Linked DNA regions of Homo sapiens: region 1 is linked to region 2. The links are chromatin loops, found by intact Hi-C in ENCODE. Cell type or tissue: heart left ventricle. All regions are shown on one strand. Each heading gives the region's core, and the rest is flanking DNA. Links, peaks and the distances in the headings are about the cores only.

Region 1 (10,391 bases), core at 2,255-7,254, 180 kb after region 2:
CTGGGCACAGTGATTTCAGGGGGATGGCCAGCAGTTGTGAAAGACAGAATGATCTGGAATGTCTCATTGGGAAGACCAAACCCCCTTCTCGCTGCAGATACCAGATAAGCACCCATCTTCACTGTCCACTGTGCAGCCCAGTCCCCTCCAGCAGCCCCAGCACAGCATGAAGAAGGCACATGAGCACCGGCCGACAGGCTTACAGGACAGGGTGCAGTGGCCAGCATCCCAGGCATCAGGGACATGTGGGATCTTCCCACACACCTGGGATGACATCGAATTAACATGATGAGAAAATTGCATCTTACTGCTAATCCCAGTACAGAACCACTATGGGCAAATTTATAAAACTAATCTGCACACCCTCTTTGCAAAAGGACACACCTGAGTTGAGTCTGCCTCTCATTGGCATGAGCTTTGTGGGGGCGTGAGGCGCACAGACCCTTGCTGTGAGAACAGGAACCCCAGTCTCCACATGCCCAGGGTCAGATCCGACAGCAAACGAAGCAGATGCGTGAATCCCCTGCCCTGTTCTCACTGACTGTGGAATATACGTTTGAAGTGAACACTTGCCATTTTTCCACGTGCAGCTTCTCCTAAAGTGTCTTTTCTCCTAACGCGTCAATAACGCCTCAGACACAGGTGTGCCTGAAGGAAACCTGCAGAGCCCCGGATGGGGACAGGCTTCAGGAGCATTGTCAGAGAGCGGGCAGCGGCATTTCGTTTTCGCTCATTTGAGGCTAGAATGGTGCAGATTTTAAAGGTCTTAGCAGCTTTTGTGTTTTACCTTTTACCAAGGGCTTTGGGGGTTTTTTTGTTTTGTTTTTCTTTATGATAGTCTTCGTACTATAAAAATATTTTCAATGAGCAGCTTCAATATAGCATCGTTCAGAAAAGCAGGTTTCCCCATTGGGCTCTCAGAGAGAGGGTGAGTCTGCAGGAAGCTGGAGCCCATTTGCTGGAGGTTCCAGACACGCGTCTGCATTTGTATGTGTTTGACCCACCTGAAAGGTAGGAGAGCTCAGTTCGGATCATTGCCGTGTTGTCTATACCACCTCCTTGTTTTCCCAAACCAAAACGCAGATCCTGATGTAGCATTTTCTCCTGATTTGAGGTCTTACCAATGTGTATACGTTAAATTCCACTCAAGACAGTTTCTTTACTGAAAAGGTATGAAATTACGTGAGAAGAAGTACAAATTTCAGGCCCCTAGAATCTGTCTATTAATATAACATTTGAATTTCTGGGAAATCTGGGGCACACATTCACGGTAGAATAACAAGGAGGCATTGCTTGCAGGGGAGCGTACTCAGAACAGTGCTGTGGATCCTGGCTTGACACCCTTTTCTGGAAAATTGGGGTCACTCTCTGGCTCAGCTACAGAATGGCCTGTCTTTGTCAGGAGGGACACTAACTTCTCATTAAGGCCATGCTCTTCAGGAACAGAGAGGATGATTTGGTTTTTGGTTTCAGGTTTTTATTTTTATTTTTGTTTTGAGACAGTCTCACTCTGTCACCCAGGCTGAAGGGCAGTGGCGCAACCTTGGCTCACTGCAGCCTCCACCTCCTGGGCTCAAGTGATCCTCCCACCTCAGCCCACCGAGTAGCTGGCACCACAGGCACGTGCCACCACACCCAGCTAATTTTTGGATTTTCTGTAGAGATATGGGACTTTGCCATGTTGCCCAGGCTGGTCTTGAATTCCTGGGCTCAAGCAATCCACCCCCACCTCGGCCTCCCAAAGTTCCGGGATTCCAGTTGTGAGCCACCATGCCCAGCCAAGAATGGCATTTTTTTTTTAATCCCAAATAACAGCCTCTTTACTAGCTGCTATGCTGGGGGAAATCCCTGCTAAGTCGGGACCCTGGCAGGAAGTGGCCGGGGCTGCTTGTCCGGTGAGCATTGTGAAGACACACGTCGCCACATGGGCAGCGCTTCCCTGAGGCGCTTGGGGAGCAGTGTTCCGCCTGCTGCAGGTGTGATGGGGTGCAGAGAGTGAGTGCCTCCGTGGTTGCAAGTCTTGCCACCAGCAGCGGTTATTAGGAAATGTATGATAACCTCAGTCATTGTTGAGGGGGGAACTGTTTGAAGTAAGGAAGAGGCTGAGGAGTCAGCTATTTACACCACACATCCACCCCCCTGCCTCCAGTGGACTGCTGTGAGCTGGGCCTGTGCCCGGGTGAGGAGACCATGGGCCTGTGTGGCAGGATCAGCAAGTCTAGGGCCAGGGCAGCCATCAGCATCCTCTGGGAGTTGGTTGTGACTATTGAAATGCAAATGCTTCCGCTTTGGTGATTTTTTTTTTTTTTGAGACGGAGTCTTGCTCTGTCACCCAGGCTGGAGTGCAGTGGCGCGATCTTGGCTCACTGCAACTTCCGCCTCCCGGGTTCACACCATCCTCCTGCCTCAGCCTCCCGAGCAGCTGGGACTACAGGCACCTGCCACGACGCCCAGCTAATTTTTTGTATTTTTAGTAGAGATGGGGTTTTACTGTGTTAGCCAGGCTGGTCTCGATCTCCTGACCTCGTGATCCGCCTGCCTTGGCCTCCCAAAGTGCTGGGATTACAGGCATGAGCCACCACGCCTGGCCAAGCTTTGGTGACTTTTAACATCCTAAGGGAGGAGTAACCCCTCTTTCCTGTTAATCCAGAGGGAGGGGAGGGAAGGCCAGATAGCCAGGGCTTCCAGCGCAGGAGGCAGAGCTTGGCAGCCACTGATGGTGGTAAGCATGTCTGCCCAGGGCTGCCTGCCTCTGCCCTCCTCTTGGGAAGACAAGCTCTGCCCCCAGCTAAAAACTCCTCACAACCCTGATGAGCCTTGCTTTTGCAGAGAGGCCCCAGCTCCCCTGGTGGTCCTCAGGCCTGGCTGCGAGGCACATTCACGAGGCACTGCCTTGAGCACTGAGGTCTGGCACCTGCCGGCTTCCCTGATGCGGCAACAGCCCCAGCTGCCAGTGAGTCTGATGATATTTGGAAAAGTATTTTTAAAAACGAGATTACTGAATTTTACAAGCTTGACATTTTCTATTGGCTTTATAAGCTCTTCTCATGTTTTTATTACCCTCACATCCAATCCGTTCGAGCTACACGCTAAATCAAATTGGTATTTTATATTTTTATTTTTTTAGAGGCAGGATCTCGCTCTGTCACCCAGGCAGGAGTGCAGTGGCACAGTCATGGCTCGCTGCAGCCTTGACCTCGCCTCAGCCTCCCCAGTAGCTGGGACCACAGGCTCATGCCACGCACGCCCGGCTGAAGCTAGTTTTAACTGAAGAAAACTCAAAGTGTTCTCTCGCCGTTAACCTTTATTATTGAGGCATTGGCTCTGCTATAGGAAAACGAGGTGACGTTAATGTCGGTGGTTGACATTAACCACTGGCAAGTGACAGTGTGGCTCCTTGACAAGTGGTTGCTGCTCATAAATGTCATGAAACAAAAACACTGATTTTAGAGAAGTGGGATTCTACAGTTAATATCGCCAGCAAACTTTTATTAAGCTCTCACTCTGTGCCAAACACATGCTTGAAGTTGGGGTGAATCTGTGACCATTAAGATGTTGGCTGTTCATGGGCACGTTATCAAGCAACTGGGGTGTGAGAGCGAATGATAAGAGGGTGAATCTGGATGAGGAGGGACTTCCAGGGCACAGGTGGAGGAGAGGCATTGCAGCCATAGAGAGGCCCAAGGGAACAGTCAAGACAAGGCGGGGACAGTGGCCAGGAGGCGAGGGCAGCACTTCCTGGGCAGGGAAGGCTTGCCAGGGAGACCAGACTCCTGTCTCTGTTTGGAAAGAAAAGGAACCGCACTGGGGGTCAGGGAGGCTAGGCACGGCACCAGCCTGGGATGCCAGTCCCGCCTGAGGGGCCAAGGCAAAGGGGAAGCATTCACAGACCCCACACCAGGCTCTGACGCCAAGTGGAAGAAGAGGGAGATAGAAGCAGAAGCCTGGGCTTCCAGGCCTGGTTCCTGGGCGGGTGTTGATGGGACCCAGGGAGAGTCCTGTGGGGATACTTTGGGTCTGGGCTGGCAGGGGCTCTGGAAGGAGAGGCATGGAGGTGCGAACCTGGTGCCCAGGTGGAGGTGCAGTGGGGGTAAGGTGGCCAGGCTGCAGACCCCTGCATCAGAATGCCTGCGAAGCTGTGGGTTTTTTGTTTGTTTGTTTGTTTTATTTCGAGACAGGGTGTCACTCTGTCGCCCAGACTGGAGTGCAGTAGCGCCGTCTCGGCTCACTGCAAGCTCCGCCTCCCAGGATCAAGTGATTCTCCTGCCTCAGCCTCCCGAGTAGCTGGATTTACAGATGCATGCCACCACGCCCAGCTAATTTTTTGTATTTTTAGTAGAAACGAGGTTTCACCACGTTGGCCAGGCTGGTCTCAAACTCCTGACCTCAAATGATCCACCTGCCTCGTCCTCCCAAGTGCTGGAATTACAGGTGTGAGCCGCACCAGCCTGTTTTTTAATTTTATTTAGAGACAGGGTCTCACTCTGTTGCCCAGACTGGAGTGCAGTGGTGTAATCTTGGCTCACTGCAGCCTCAACTTCCAGCGCTAAAGCAATCCTCCCACCTCTGCCTCCCGAGTAACTGGGACTACACACGCATGCCACTACACCCAGGTAATTTTTAAAAATTTTTTTTAGAGACAGAGCTTCTCCATGTTGCCCAGGCTAGCCTCAAACTCCTGGGCTCCAGTGACCCTCCCGCCTTAGTGTCTCAAAGTGCTGGGATTACAGGTATGAGCCACCACGCCCGGTCAGAAGCTGTGTTTTTAAGTGGACATACCATCTTGTCCTGCTGAAGTATCTCCATGTAATCACAATATCTATGTCACCCAAATCTCCTCCTTCCTCCTCCCTCCCCCAAAACACCCCCACAGGCATGCATACCCTCCCATGCGCTGGAGGCAGAATCTCCCAAGGGGAGCTGGCCAGGAGAGGTGTCCCTGAGTTCAGATGGAGGTGGAAGCCAGAGTGGGGCTGGGACCACCCAGTGACATGAGGATGGGGCTTGGGATAAAGCCCTGGGGACACTGACATTTAAAGTGTGGACAGAAGGAGCTACTGAAGGCAATGGATTTAGAAAAGCAATTGAGTATGATTTCCTTCTTCAAGAAAGGCTGTCCAACTAGCTCTCACTTCCTCTCGTGTGTTCAGTGTCACCCGGAAGCAGAGTTTAATGTGACTAAAGTCAACATTGGCTCACACTGTCAGGGAGTGTGGGAAGATGAGTAAGGACTCATCGCAGGGCGATACCCACAGCTTAAAATAGGCACCTTCCCCTCCCAGGTCTGGTTAGGGCAGTTGTTACATATGAGGGGCGTGGAGTTTTGTCTTGTATTTTGGCCTTGTTGGTAAAGCATTCCAAAGCTTCGACACACCCTCCTTTCAGCCCATTAGGAAAGGCTGTTGATTGTAATATTCACACAGCTCCCTGGGCTATGGTTAAGAGCCTTGCAGAAGGACTGGGAGAAGCCCTGTGTGTTTGAAGTATTGTAGCATCAGAAAAAAACACCGGAAGAAGGCAGGTGGGGACAAGGTGCCTATGTCTGCTCCTTGGAATTCCTTTCCTTACTGTCCGAGGCAACTACAGGGAAAGCAAAGCGTGAGCCCCCAAATCCACACCTGGGAGGAACGTTCCCCTTTGCAAGGCATGGGACTGGCTGGCCCTGTGTCTCACGGGGGCTCTGAGTTTTGAGGTCACACTAGCCTCCTGAGGCCTGGCTGAGAGGGCTGGGTTGGGGGTCAGGAGGCCCCCTGTAGCCACGAAGCTCCTCTGGGGCATTGTTAAAGGTTCACCCTCTTTTTTGTGGGTATCCTGGAAGATCTCAAGAAACTGAGCTTGGAAGAAGAGAGGCTGAGAGGGTCTCCCGCCGCCTGCGTTCTCTGCAGCTATGGCCCCACAGCCTCCAGTGACCATGGAGGGGAAGGTGCCACCCGCCTTGGCTGCTGAAAGGGTGATGCTCTTATGCCTGAGTCTTGGCTCCTGTGGTCCTGCAGAGACCCTGTGGGGGCCGCCCGGTCGTCACCTGCACTCATCTTGGGTTTTCCTTCCTTTTCCACCCTAAGCTGAAGGTATTTTTTTCCTGTTTTCTTCACTCTAACTTGGGGAAGAAGGAAGATCCTTTATGGAAAAGAAAAAAAAAAAAGCACCTTTGAACGTCCTGCAACTTGAGTTTCAAGCTTTCAGAAGGATTCGGTGCTGCTGGCCTGCTCAGACCTCCGCCTGGGCTGTGGAGTTCCTCCTGTTGGCCCCTCCTCTCTGTACCACAAAAGCTCTAGGCGGCCCAGCCACCCCTGTGAAAGCGGCGCCCGTAGCCAGACGCCAAGGCTGCCGTCCCGAGCCGAGGGTGGCACCTTGCCCAGCGCACGTGCATTCTCCTGTGGGAACTCGGAGGGCATGTGGTGAGCAGTCTCCTGTCAGTTGAGGTGGAGGCTCCCGGCCCATCTTTGCTCTCCTCAGGCTGCCCAGCTCCTGGCGGCACATGGTGGCCTGGCAAAGCTGACTTGGCCTCCTCAGTTCCCCACCCATCCGCGGATCATCGCCTTCCCTAGCCACCTCTCTCTATAGCCACCGACATCTGCGGAGCGTCACAGACTGGTTCTGAGCTGTGGTTTACAAATTCAACCCAACACAGAGTGAATTCAAATTTGCTTTTGGAACAGCCTTTATCTCCAATTAAGTGCAAGTATATTTACACTATGTGATATTAAAGGACTTCTCCAATGACTGGGAGGTACTGAACCAAGATGTTTGTAAAGAAACGGTGGGGTGAGGTGGTTAGGTAGAATATACCGTCCTGGCCATTTCTCTTCCTTCAGGCGAGTAAGCGCTCCTTCAGCAGAAAGGCTGCGGATTGCTGGCTGTGCTCTGTGGACTGGGCCAGTAGGTGTGGCCCAGGTCCAGGTCCTGGCACCTCTGCTGAGTGCCCAGCCTGAGATGACACATGCCATCCTGGAGAGAAGCAGAGAGGGTGCTGTCTCCAGGCGTTCTCCAGACAGCCTGGGCCTGGCTTGCTGAGCCAGCTGCAGGAGGGGATCTCCTGACTGGGGCTTGGGACCAGATCTGCTGCAGAGAGGCAATAACTCTGTCTAAAAAGAAAACTTGTCCCGTGTGATTACAAAAACAGGAAAAGGCTCCAAGCTAGGAAATGAGATTTGAGGTATGGAGAACATTCTCACCTGATGGAAGCATCCTGTTCCTGTACAGGAGGAGGAGCTGGTGCAAGCCCTAGGCCACATATGTCACAGTTGTTTTGGACCCTCCGTAGCTTTTATACTCATAAAATATTAAAGTTGCCCCTTTCATATTTGGGTCATTGAAAGAGCCCACCGTACTCTAGGTTCCTGCTCACTATGCACAACATCTCAGAAGATGGCGTACAAAACTATTTTTCTAACTATAGCACAGGTAATGTGGGGGTGGGGAGGCTTGGGATATACCTAAATGTGGCAAATGATTTATCTTCCACCTTGAGGGATGAAAAGGAAACTATGCACTTGAATTTTAATTAAAATTTTAATTTAATTCATTGGATAGCTTGTGCCAGAAAGAACAGTCAATATTCAAGAAGCAAAACTGACGATTAGCTCAGTTTCGGGCCTCCCTGTCGGGGGAGTTTTCTTGTCTGGAACACAAACACCTACAAGTAGAGTGTGAGCTGGTTCTTGACAATCAGATCTCATCAACCCTTTGAAATGTTCTGGGCAGCACAGCTCCTTGGTCTGCATGGTTGGTGTAAGTATAATCAAGTAGTGAAATTGTATGGTATATACCTATATGCCAACAGTGTACACCCGTATGTGCAGAATTTGCTAATATAACCATTTCAATAAAAACCTATTGAAAAAGCTGATTTGACCACATGGAGTATTGTTGGTGGTGACGTGTATCACTGAGGACTCTCTTGGTTACAAATGACAGAAAACCCAGCCAAAACTGGCTAACACAAAAGGGGAATGTCATGGCTCCCAAAAGCCAAAATGCCCAGGGGTGCCTATGTCAGGCTTGGTGTGATTTCACCCTCAAATGCTGACACCAAGACACATGCCAACTTTGCTCCTCATTGGGAACCCCATCCCCAGGCTCAGGGTGGCAGTAGCTCCATCAACACAAGAGCCAGTCCCCAGGAGGTGGCCCAGGTCAGGACGGTATTTCCCTGGCCCAACTGACTTGGTTGGAGGCACATGGCCATCACCAGCCAGCCCCTGTGATCACAGATAGAATGCACCGATGGCCTCAGCTGGCATGGGCTCCACCTTCACAGCCCAGGAGTCCATGTGTCTTCACCTGACAGACAAGAGCTGAGCGTTCTAAGGCACGGTTCCCACTGCAGAAAAACAAACGACACTGCACAGACGGGAGAAGTGAATGCTGGGGGCAAAGGCAGCACGTGTCTGACACGTGTGGAAAAGCACTGGAGCCAGAGGCCGGGTGCAGTGGCTCACGCCTGTAATCCCAGCACTTTGGGAGGCCGAGGCGGGCAGATCACTTGAGGTCAGGATTTCGAGACCATCCTGGCTAACATGGTGAAACCTCCTCTCTACTAAAAATACTAAAATTAGCCAGGCATGGTGGCACGCACCTGTACTCCCAGCTACTTGGGAGGCTGAGGCAGGAGAATCGCTTGAACTTGGGAGGCAGAGGCTGCAGTGAGCCAGGATCATGCCACTGCACTCCAGCCTGGGCGACAGAGTGAGACTCCGTCTCAAAAATAAAAAAATAAAAAAATTTTTTAAATGGGCAAAGGACATTTCTCCAAATAGACATTTCTCCAGATAAAATATACAAATAACCCAAAAGCCCATCATCAGTCATCAGGGAAATGGAAATCCAAACCACAGCGAGATACCATTTCCCACCCTCTAGAAATGAGCATCAAAAAAAAAGAAAGACAATAACAAGTGTTGACAAGATATGGAAAAACTAGAACTCTTTTTTTTTTTTTTTTTTTTGAGACGGAGTCTCACTCTGCTGCCCAGGCTGAAGTTGCAGTGGCGTGATCTCGGCTCACTGCAACCTCCACCTCCCGGGTTCAAGCAATTCTCCTGCCTCAGCCTCCCGAGTAGCTGGGACAAGCATATGCCACCACGTCCGGCTAATTTTTGTATTTTTAGTAGAGACGGGGTTTCACCGTGTTAGCCAGGATGGTCTTGATCTCCTAACCTTGTGATCTGCCCACCTCGGCCTCCCAAAGTGCTGGGGTTACAGGCGTGAGCCGCCGCGCCCTGCCTAGAACTCTTACACCCAGCTGGTGGGCATGTGGAATGCTACAGCTGCTTTGGAGCGCAGTGTGGTCACTGCTTAAAAAGTTAAACATAGCTGTACCACATGACCCAACAATACCACTCCTCAATATATGCCCAAGAGAATTAAAAACACATATTCACACAAAGACTTGTACACATGTTCATGGCAGCATTATTTATAATAGACGAGGGGTAAACAATCCAAATGTCCATCCAAATGAATAAAATGCGGTGCATCCATACCGTGGGGTACTATTCAGCCATAAGGAGGAATGAAGCATCAATACGTGCTACAACGTGGGTGAACCTCGAACACATGATGGGAAGTGAAAGAAGACAGACACAAAAGACCACATATTGTAAGGTTCCATTTATATGAAGAAATGGCTAGAATGGGAAAAATGTATAGAGACAAAATAGATTGATGGTTGCCAGGGCAAAGCCGGGGGGAAGTGGGGAATGGCAGCTAATGGGTAAGGGGTTTCTTTTGACTTGATAAAAATGTTCTGGAATTAGTGATGATGGATGCCCAGCCTAGTGAATATACTAAAAACCACTACGTTTTGCACTTTAAAAGAGTGAACGTTACGGAATGTGACTTATATCTCAGAAAATCAAAAAGAAGTAAGCTTAGCACGCACATACTAAGTGATCGATAAATGTTTGTTCTTTTTCTTCTTATAAAAAACCATTCTCGAGGAGTGGTCTCCAGGTCAGCAGCATCAACATCACCTAGGAACGAGTTAGCAGTGCAAACACCCTGGGAGGGAGGGGGCAGCAACCTGTGTGGCTGTTTTTTGTTTTGTTTTGTTTTCAGATGGAGTCTTGCTATATTGCCCTGGCCGATTTTGAACTCCTGGCCTCAAGTGATCCTACCACCTCAGCCTCCCAAGTGGCTGGGACTACAGCAGCCTGTTTGAATCAGCCTTCCAGGTGATCCTAATGTATACCCAATTTGAGAACCACTGGGATTAAGGAACAAGACGACTCTTTACCTCCTCTCAGGGTGTTAAAAAGTGCAGTTCTTCCAAATTCTTTCCCTCTAGAGAGCACAATGACAATATTAGTTCAGACTTCCAAGGTGTTGAAGAAAGCCCGCCTCTGCATCTTGAAAGCTGATTCCTATATCCAGCAACATTGAAGAAGACT
Region 2 (10,543 bases), core at 2,891-7,890:
AGGGAGGGAAGGAAGACAGGAAGGGAGGAAGGGAGGGAGGGAGGGAGGAAGGGAGGGAGGGAAGGAAGGAGGGAAGGAAGGGAGGAAGACAGGAAGGAAGGGAGGGAGGGAGGGAAGGAAGACAGGAAGGAAGGAAGGAAGACAGGAAGGAAGGGAGGGAGGGAAGGAGGGAAGGAAGGGAGGAAGACAGGAAGGAAGGGAGGGAGGGAGGGAAGGAAGACAGGAAGGGAGGAAGGAAGGAGGGAAGGAAGGAAAGAAGGAAGGAAGACAGCAAGGAAGGGAGGGAAGGAAGGAAGGAAGACTGGTGCCTCATGGGGGCAGAAAGCTTCTCAATGAATTACTCCTATTGCTTTTGTGGACAGTTGCACCCCACTATTTAAATGATTTACCCTTCTGTATGAAAATATAAACGAAGGCCAGGTATGGTAGCTCACACCTGTAATCCCAGCACTTTGGGAGGCCAAGGTGGGTAAATCACTTGAGCCCAGATGTTCGAGACCAACCTGGGCAACATAGACCCCATCTCTACAGAAAATTTAAAAATTAGCCAGGCGTGGTGGTAATGGTACATACCTGTGCTCCCAGTCACTCGGGAAGCTGAGGTGGGAGGATTGCTTGAGCCCAGGAGGTCGAGGCTGCAGTGAGCTATGATTGCGTCACTGCATTCCAGCATGTGTAGCAGAGTAAGACCCTGTCTCAAAAAAAAAGAAAGAAAAGAAACATAAATGAAACACAGCAATTTAGAGCACAGTTTGGTTTAAATCAAGAGCCGTTAGCACTCACATAGACAACCTCTTCATCTAGAACACGTCTTTATAGTTGATCGTTTGATCTTACACATCGAGACCCTTTGCAGGAAACCTGCCAGGAGGCTACTGAAGACCTGGATAAAGGGTCTACGGGTCAACACTCAGAGAGAAGGTAACTGAGCCCTGGAAATTCAGATGTTTAGAGGTTGAAGAAATAAGGAAAATCCATCAAGGGCATTGAGAGTTTCTGGAAGTTAAGAAGGAAACCACGGAAGAGACAGAAGCTGTTAAAGAAAGACTCGAGAAGCAGCAGCCACCCAGCTGTGTCACATGCTGCTGAGAACATCCAATAAGAACCAAGAGCTGGCCTGGGGATTGGGCAATGTGGACATCAATAGTGACCTCAAAAGAAGGAATTTCAGTGAAATGTTGGGGATGAAAGTCTGCCTGAAGATGATTCCAAAGCAGATGGAAAGACCAACTATCCAATGGAAAAATGGGTAAGAAACGGTTCACAGAAGAGGAAATGTACATAGCTCGAACATGTAAAAAGATGCTCACGATGGCCGGGCGTGGTGGCTCACGCCTGTAATCCCAGCACTTTGGGAGGCCGAGATGGGTGGATCACGAGGTCAGGAGATCAAGACCATCCTGGCTAACACAGTGAAACCCCGTCTCTACTAAAAATACAAAAAATTAGCTGGGCGTGGTGGCAGGTGCCTGTAGTCCCAGCTACTTGGGAGGCTGAGACAGGAGAATGGCGTGAACCCGGGAGGCGGAGCTTGCAGTGAACCGAGATCCCGCCACTGCACTCCAGCCTGGGCGGCAGAGCGAGACTCCGTCTCAAAAAAACCAAACCAAACCAAACAAACAAACAAAAGATGCTCACGGTGATAGAAACTTTCAAGTTCTCTGAAAGACGACCACACTGATTTGCCATTTTTACCTCTTAGATTGACAGAAAACTAATAGTAATGTTTTGAAGCACAGCTGGGGAAACAAGCACTCGTCATTGCTGTTTGGAGTGTAAATTGATGCTCTCCCATGGAGGTGGATTTGGCGGTTGCCATCAAAATTACAGGCCGGGCGTGGTGGCTCATGTCTGTAATCCCAGCACTTTGGGAGGCCGAGGCGGGCGGATCACCTGAGGTCTGGAGTTCGAGACCAGCCTGGCCAACATGGTGAAACCCCATCTCTACTAAAAAATACATAAAATTAGCCTTGTGTGGTGGCGCATGCCTGTAATCCCAGCTATTCGGGAGGCTGAGGCAGGAGAATCACTTGAACCCTGGGGGCAGAGGTTGCAGTGAGCTGAGATCGTGCCACTGTATTCCAGCCTGGGAAACAAGAGCAAGACTTCGTCTCAAAACAACAACAACAAATTACAAATATGTGGATGCTGTGACATGGCAATGTCACCTCCAGCAAGTAATCTTCCCTTCACCCTTACACACCTTCAAATGAAGTCTGCATATGGCTATTCGTCACAGCAGTGTTTGACAGCAAAAGATTGGAAACAACCCTTGTCCATAAATAGGAAGCCAGGAAAACACATCCCTGTGTGCCTCCCCATTGAATACTCTGCAGCTGTAATAAGGATGCTTCATGTACTGACGTGGAAAGGCACCCTCACCCCACAATGGACGTACCAGCCCACCAGCATGGTTAAGTGGCCCCACAAATCCTTGCCAACGCTTAGCATCAGGATTATGTTCCTGCAGCAAGACATATGCCACCAAAATGAGGAAATAAACCAAGAAAGATGATGTGGGTCAGCAGTCACAGGACCCAACGCAGGGAGAGAACAGGAAGTCCTGGGAGACAGCCTCTTATCAGCACCCAGCAGATGACAGCCAGTGGGAGGACAGGGCTCCAGGAGAAGCCCAAACGCCTCTGCGGAACAGAAAACATGAAAGGAAGGGGGAGTGGGAATGGCAGCTTCTGTTAAAAGCCTCTTAACACTATAAATTACCTTTAAGTACTACTTTGATTTTTTTTAAATGGATTTTAAGCTGGGCATGGTGGCTCATGCCTGCAGTTCCAGCACTTTGGGAGGCAGGAGGATAACTTGAGGCCAGGCGTTCAAGACCAGCCTGGGCAACATAGGGAGACCTTGTCTCTACAAAAAATTTAAAAATTAGCCAGGCGTAGTGGCGCACACCTGTAGTCCCAGCTACTTGGGAGGCCGAGGGAGGGGAATAGCTTGAGCCCAGGAGTTCAAGGCTGCGGCGAGCTATAATTGAGCCACTGCCCTCCAGCCTGAGTGATAGAATGAGACCCTGTCTCCCATCCCCCCAGAAAAACATTTTACAACCAAAAAGTACAGTAAATCACTGTAGGGAGTAGGGTAGAGCTCCCAAAGCTGAGAGGGCCTATGGCCTAGCAAGAGAGCTCTGCACCCAAAGAAATGAGCAGGAAAACAGGGAAGGGGAGTACACAGACAGCAAAAGGTGGGTCTCTCTCAAATGTGATGTTCCTCCAAAATAATAGCATCTCAGACACACGCAGCTACCAGAGGAGGAAACACCCTGGGGCCCAGGCCCAGGGAGGGAGAGCCGGGGAGCTCCTCAGGGCCGTGAGGATGAAGGGTATTTGCCAAGCATCAGGAGCAGGAATCTCAAAGGGCAGGCAGAGGAGAGGAGCCGAGGGAAACCTACGGACCCCCTTCCCAGCAAAACGAGTGCAAGGGGTAAAAAGGATTTTTTTAAGCCTCCAGAAATTGTCTTTTTTTTTTTTTTTTTTTTGAGACAGAGTCTCACTCTGTTGCCCAGGCTGGAGTGCAGTGTCACAATCTGGCTCACTGCAACCTCCGCCTCCCGGGTTCAAGCAATTCTCCTGCCTCAGCCTCCTGAGTAGCTGGGATTACAGGCGCCCACCACCATGCCTGGCTATGTTTTTTTTGTATTTTTAGTAGAGACGGGGTTTCACCATGTTGGTCAGGCTGGTCTCGAACTCCTGACCTCGTGATCCGCCTGCCTCGGTCTCCCAAATGCTGGGATTACAGGCGTGAGCCACCACGCCCGGCCCGGAAGTTGTCTTAAAATAATAGACCAAATGAAGAAAAACTGATTCAAGAAAAAATCTACTGAAGCTCAGTAAGAACAGTGAGCACTATGAAATTTGAACTATTACCACTTCCTCCATCCTTACTCTCAGCTCAGAGTGACAAAAGCTCTGTGCCAGGTGGGTGCAGTCAACAACACAAAGCTCTCTGTCCCCCAGCTCCCAGGCAAGGCTACCATATCCCCACGGGAGGGGCAGGCTTCCAGCATCTCTCTCCGCAAGCCCAGCTCTGTGTTAGAAGCTAAATCTGGAGCAAGTGCAGCTGAGAGGTCAGGGCCCCCTCCTCCACTCAGCCCTTCCATTGCAGAGTGGAGACTCTGCCCTAGGTGCTTCAGTCTGAGCACACCGAGTCAGGCTGGCTCCAGCTCACTCAGGGTGGAAATTCCATGCTGGGAGAGGCAAGCCAGGAAGATCAGAGGCCGCAGTCCCCACCCAGTCCACTCATCAAGCAAGGGTGTCACTCTGAGAAAGTGGGCCGTTGTCCCTACCACCCACAGTGAAGCAGTGACTGAGAAATTTTGCCCAGGAGAGGAGAGGCAAGGCACAGGACAGACAGCTTCTAAGCTCTCCCCAAAGGAATTGCCTTTATTTGAACACAGTGTAGGTAAGTTCAAGGCTAAGGGCACTCAAAAAACAAGAGAGGCTAGGTGTGGAGGCCGACGCCTGTAATCCTAGCACTTTAAGAGGCTGAGGCAGGTGGATCACCCGAGCTCAGAATTTTGAGGCCAGCCTGGCCAGCATGGTGAAACTCCGTCTTTACCAAAAATATAAAAAATTAGCCTGGTGTGGTGGCACACGCCTGTAATCCCAGCTACTTGGGAGGCTGAGGCAGGAGAATCGTTTCAACCCAAGAGACAGAGGTTGCAGTGAGCCGAGATTGTGCCGCTGCACTCCAGCCTCGGCGACAGAGCTGGACTGTCTAAAAACAAAACAAAAACAGTAGAGATCGTGTTGGTAAGCGATTAACAGATAACTAGTAGCTTCAACAGAGCAACAAGCTAAACCATAAGCCAGCCAATTTACCAGATAGAACCATGGAGAAAGCAGCCACAAAGAGCCCTCTGGGGTCAGAATGAACCTCGAAGACTGACCTGGAACACTGCCCCTGCAGAGGCACCTGCATTTAATTGAATCAAACTGTGGAGAAATGTTGGTCCCAGGACCTGGTCTTAACAGTAGAACCATCATCCAGCAGTTGGTGGCGCCTAACAGCTGGTGCGAGACCAACAAAGGCAGACAGTTAACAGAATTACGAGGGAAAGGGACAGCCAAAGAGAGCCCTGCTAAAGCCACCGCCACCCCAGGATGACTGTGAGCATGCCCAAGGCTCCCCCTGAGGAGCAACATCAGAGGCATCACCTTGCAGGTGAAACAGACTGCGTTAAAATAGCCCAGTTAAGTCTCATGCTTTTCCCTGGCACGTGGCCTGCACCTGAGGCCTTTGCTCTCTATTTTTTGCCAGTTTGCCAGTAAAACTTTACTTATCAAAACAGGCAGCCAGCCTGTGGGCAATAGCTTACTGATTTAATTTTTTTAAATACTGCCTTGTTTATCCTGATTCTCTCCCGTGCCTTGGCATCCCTGGGAAGTTGCTTACTTAAGAGGCCAAGGGGCCGGGGGCGGTGGCTCACGCCTGTAATCCCAGCCCTTTGGGAGGCGGAGGTGGGGGGGGGGGGTGGGGATCATTTGCGGTCAGGAGTTCGAGACCAGCCTGGCCAACAAGGTGAAACCCCTTTTCTACTAAAAACTCAAAAATTAGCCGGGCGTGGTGGCACACGCCTGTACTCCCAGCTACTCAGGAGGCTGAGGCAGGAGAATGGCTTGAACCCGGGAGGCGGAGGTTGCAGTGAGCCGAGATCTCGCCACTGCACTCCAGACACAGCGAGACCACGTCTCAAAAAAAAAAAAAAAGAAGCCGAGGCCGTCGCCGGCCCGCGCCGAACCGCCAGGGGGCGCCCTCCCTCCGGCACCGCCCACTCAGCCCGGCAGGAATCCGGGGCACAGGGGGCCCCTGACGCCGCGCTGGGCGTCCCGAGTGCTGGGCGTCAGATTTGCTCCTTCGCGCTCCTCCGGCGGCAGCGCTCCTCCCCACCCCGCCCCCAGCAATCGCCCACCGACCTGCGTCCCTTTCTCCGCCGAGATGCCTTGGGATCTGCTCCCTCCTTCCCCTCACGGACCCTCCCCCAGGTCTGGCCTCAGCTGCTCCCACCTCCTGAGGTTTTTCTCGCGTTTTGATTTTAGGGCGGGCCTCCCAGCACGAAAGCCTGACCTAAAATCAAGGCTGATTATAGTTCCTGCTCCCAAACAATCCTTCCCTTCAGCCAGACCTGAGCCTCCTGAGAGCCCGCGGCTGAGCTGAGGGAGAGCCCTCGCGACCCCCGCGGGGGATGTGGGCGAGAAAGCGCCTCACTCTCCTCCCGCGCAAAACGCCGGAGAGACCGGAAAACGCAGCCGTCGAGGTGCGCAATATTTTAATGCCATGTTTTTAAAAGTTAAAGTTAATGAAAAAGTCCATGAACAAAATATCAACATTTTAAATAAAGACAGGATTGGATTTTTTTTTTTTTTGACGGAGTCTCTCCCCGTCGCCCAGGCTGGAGAGCAGCGGCGCCATCTCTGCTCACTGCAACCTCCGCCTCCCGAGTTCAAGCGATTCTCCTGCCTCAGCCTCCTGAGTAGCTGGGATTACAGGCGCCCGCCGCCATGTTTGGCTAATTTTTTGCATCTTTAGTAGAGACGGGGTTTCACCATATTGGCCAGGCTGGTCTCGAACTCCTGACTTCGTGATCCCCCCACCTCATCCTCCCAAAGTGCTGGGATTACAGGCGTGAACCACCGCGCCTGGCCGGATTGGATTTTTCTTTTGGCCTCAGGCTCCAGTCCTCTGACTGACCTTGTCTTTGACTTTTGAAAATATTGTATTAAAATATTATTTATGCTGATGACTGAGATTTTGAGGACCCTTCTCCAATTTTCCACCTGAGGCAACCATCTCACTCACTTCATCCCAGTCCCAGCCCCCTGTAGAGACAGTCAATAAACAAGTAATAGGTGGATGTGGTGGCTCACGCCTGTAATCCCAGCACTTTGGGAAGCCAAGGTGGGCAGATCACCTGAGGTCAGGAGTTCTAGACCAGCCTGGCCAACATGGTGAAATCCCATCTCTACAAAAAATATAAAAATCAGCTGGGCGTGGTGGCACGCGCCTGTAATCCCAGCTACTCGGGAGGCTGAGGCAGGAGAATCACTTGAACCTGTCGGAGTTTGCAGTAAGCTGAGATAGGGCCATTGCACTCCAGCTGGCGACAGAGCAAGACTCTGTCTCAAAAAAAAAAAAATACATAAAAGAAAAGTAATAATTTCAGAAAGTGATAAGATCTAGAGAAAATTAAACATGACCACGTGACCCAGCAACTCCACCCTCCTAGGTATTCCATTCCAAAAGAAATGACAACATACAGTCACACAAAAACTTGCACACAAATGTACATAGCCACACTGCTCACAATAGCCGAGGAGTGGGGAACAAACAAAATGTACTTCAGTGGATGAATGCTACACAAAATGTGGCTGTGATCTTATCAAATATACATTTGGTCTTCATCCGGGCTTCCTGGCCTACAACTGCTAGAATCCTCAGAATCTCCACAGTAGTGTCTTTCATATGCTAAAGAGGTGGGTGAAGGCGGGCAGCCCCCAGGTAGCTCCAGGATGGGGCTGGTCACCAGAAGGACCAAGGCAGGACTAGAGGCCTGGGACTTTCAGCCTCACCCCCCAGCCTCCGGGGAGCGGAGAGGGGCTGAAGGTTAAGTTGGTCACCCATGGCCAGTGATTTCACCAGCCACGCCCAAGAAATGAAGCCTCCGTATAACCTCCAGGATAGCTGAACACATGGAGGTTCCTGGAGGGCCGCGTGCCCAGGGAGGGGTAGAACCTTCGTGCCCCTTTCCCCATGCCTTGCCCAGGCATCTCTTCATCTGTATTCTTCCCAATACCCTTTATAATAAACCAGCAAATGTAAGTGTGTCCCCGAGTTCTGTGAGCCACTCTCGCAAATTAATTGAACGCAAGGAGGGCGTCATGGGAACCCCAACTTGAAGCCGGTCCCTCAGAAGTTCCTGAGGCCCTGACTTGGGAGTGGCATCAGAAGTGGAGGCAGTCTTGGGGACTGAGCCCCACCCTGTGGGCTCTGACGCTCTCTCCAGGTAGATAGCATTAGAATATAGAGGACACCCAGCTGGTGCCTAATGCAGAATTGGTTGCTTGCTTGCTGATGTGTGGGGAGAAACCCCCAACATTTGGTCACCGAAGCCTTCTGTGTTGCTTACTGTGGCGTGGGAGCAGAGGAAAAACGGTTTGTGTTTTTTCCACTCACAGATGGTTCTCTTGAAGTTTTTTCTGCCCATACATGCTGCACTGTTCTATACTGGGGCTGACCTCAGTTCAAAACTGGGAGACAAGAAAGAAAAAGCAACTGGGAAACTTGCCCTTGAATAGGTCATTCTTCAAGTTTCAGCTCTTCTCTCCTATCCACCTGCTATTGTTAACACTGCAGAGTCCTTAGCTAGTGACTTGTTGATTTTGTCCCTAGACAGCGGCATGGATGGATTGTAGTGGTCTCTTACTTCATCTTGGCCAGCTTCAGAATCCAAAATGTAATATTTAACCTCCCTAATTACGACGAATGTTAATTCTCCCATTTATTTTATTTTATTTTTTATTTTTTTGAGATGGAGTCTTGCTCTGTTGCTCAGGCTGGAGTGCAGTGGTGCAATTTCGGCTCACTGCAACCTCTGCCTCCTGGATTCAAAGGATTCTCCTGCCTCAGCCTCCCGAGTAGCTGGGATTACAGGTGCCCACCACCATGCCCGGGTAATTATTTTTTTGTATTTTTTAGTGGAGACAGGGTTTCACTATGCTGGTCAGGCCGGTCTCAAACTCCTGACCTTGGGTGATCCGCCCACCTCAGCCTCCCAAAGTGCTGGGATTACAGGCGTGAGCCACTGCGCCTGGCCGATTCTCCCATTTTAAGGATTAAAAAGTTGAGGTTTAAAGAGGTATAGTCATCTGCCCAACCTGTATAGCCAATGCTAAGGTTTATTTAAAATTAACTGATGAAACCTGTGTGGGGTGGAGTCAGAAAGCAGGAGAGGGTAAAAGAAAACAGGTGATGGAAGAACAGAGTGGTAGGGGAGGAAGAGGGTGAAATGGGAGAGAAAAGGAAGAGAAGGCCAGGCACAGTGGCTCACACTTGTAACCTGAATGCTTTGGGAGGCTGAGGTGGGAGGATCACTTGAGGCCAGGAGTTCCAGGCCAGCCTGGGCAGCATAGCAAGACCGTGTCTCAACAACAACGAAAAAGCATCCAGGCATGGTGGGGCGTGGCTGTAGCCTTATCTACTCAGAAGGCTGGGTCAGGAGCATGGCTTGAGCCTGGGAGTTTGAGGCTGCAGTGAGCTATGATTGTGCCACTGCCCTCCAGCCTGGGCAGCAGAGCCAGATCCTGTGTAAAAAAAAAAAAAAAAAGGCACTGCGGCTGCAGAATGGTCGGCGGTGGGAGGAAGTGCAAGCCCAGCGGGGAGGGGCCTGTGAAAAAATGGTTAATGTGAAGAAAAGTAAATTCTATGAAGCTGATGTGGTCTTCGACAAGAAGTAGAAAATCATTATAAGCTCTCTTCACCTGAAGATTCCGATCGTTTCTGGAAGTTCTTTGAAGAACTTGATCCTGAAAAGCCAGCTGATCACTTTCTGCAAGCCTCGGACTTCAGTTAGGTGGTCCTTATGATATCCTTGCTGGAAAACATAAAATTAAGAAAAATTCAACAGGCCTGAATGTTAGCCTTCATTGGAGGTTTTACCATGATCCTCCTGAGTTCCAGACCGTCATTATTGGAGATAATAAAACTCAGTACCACATGGGGTATTTCAGGGATTCTTCTGATGAACTTCCTGCATATGTTGGTATAAATGAAGCAAAGAAAAAGTGTACAATTGTTCCAAATGGAGATAATGTATTTGTGGCAGTCAAATTATTTTTGATGAAAAAACTTAAAGAAGTAACGCATAAAAAGAAAACTAGGCCGGGTGCAGTGGCTCACGCCTGTAATCCCAGCACTTTGGGAGGCCGAGGCGGGTGGATCACCTGAGGTAGGGAGTTTGAGACCAGCCTGACCAACATGGAGAAACCCCATCTCTACTAAAAATACAAAATTAGCCGGGCGTGGTGGCGCATGCCTGTAATCCCAGCTACTCGGGAGGCTGAGGCAGGAGAATCGCTTGAACCCGGGAGGTGGAAGTTGCAGTGAGCCAAGATCGTGCCATTGCACTCCAGCCTGGGCAACAACAGCAAAACTCTGCCTCAAAAAAAAAAAAAAAAAAACTAATCTCTTGAAAAACATAGATGAAAAACTCGCAGAAGCAGCCAGAGAAATGGGGTCCTCACTGGAACAGACAACCACGAAGATGAAACCGATAAGAAAGTTGTGACGAAGGCCTTTCATGGTGCAGGCTTGGCTGTTCCAGCAGATAAAAATGATGTTGGGTACAGAGAGCTCCCTGAAACAGATGCTGACGTCAACAGAATTTGCAAGACAATAGTTGAGGCTGCAAGTGAGGAGAGACTGAAAGCTTTTGTTCCCATTCAGGAAATGATGACTTTCGTGCAGTTTGCTAGTGATGAATGTAATTGTGGGAAGGGGCGTGAGTTGGGAATGGAGCTCTTTTGCTGTGGCT

Evidence for each region. Hi-C counts contacts between places; a loop is a spot of excess contacts. Peaks named below come from ENCODE experiments on the same cell type or tissue, not always from the same donor. Only the 100,000 strongest peaks of a DNase experiment are listed, where the experiment ranks them.
Region 1: it touches region 2 in a loop (2.6-fold over the local background); 28 of 110 quality-filtered maps call a loop at or near these places.

What each region holds. Positions count from the first base shown.
Region 1 is chr5:179,909,109-179,919,499 of GRCh38, reverse strand. It overlaps a transcript of RNF130 not described here. Among named protein-coding and RNA genes, the nearest start is that of TBC1D9B, 6.4 kb to the right of the region's middle. RefSeq lists an enhancer at 1,508-2,425. In heart left ventricle, for the core only: no CTCF peak of the experiment used is centred there; no DNase peak of the experiment used is centred there.
Region 2 is chr5:180,085,850-180,096,392 of GRCh38, reverse strand. It overlaps the pseudogene LOC646058. Among named protein-coding and RNA genes, the nearest start is that of RNF130, 19 kb to the right of the region's middle. RefSeq lists a cis regulatory region at 2,578-2,595, an enhancer at 2,515-2,659 and a silencer at 5,737-5,866. In heart left ventricle, for the core only: a CTCF peak has its summit at 5,770 (motif pointing right); a DNase peak (open chromatin) is centred at 5,792; H3K4me3 peaks cover 1,084 bases; H3K27ac peaks cover 409 bases.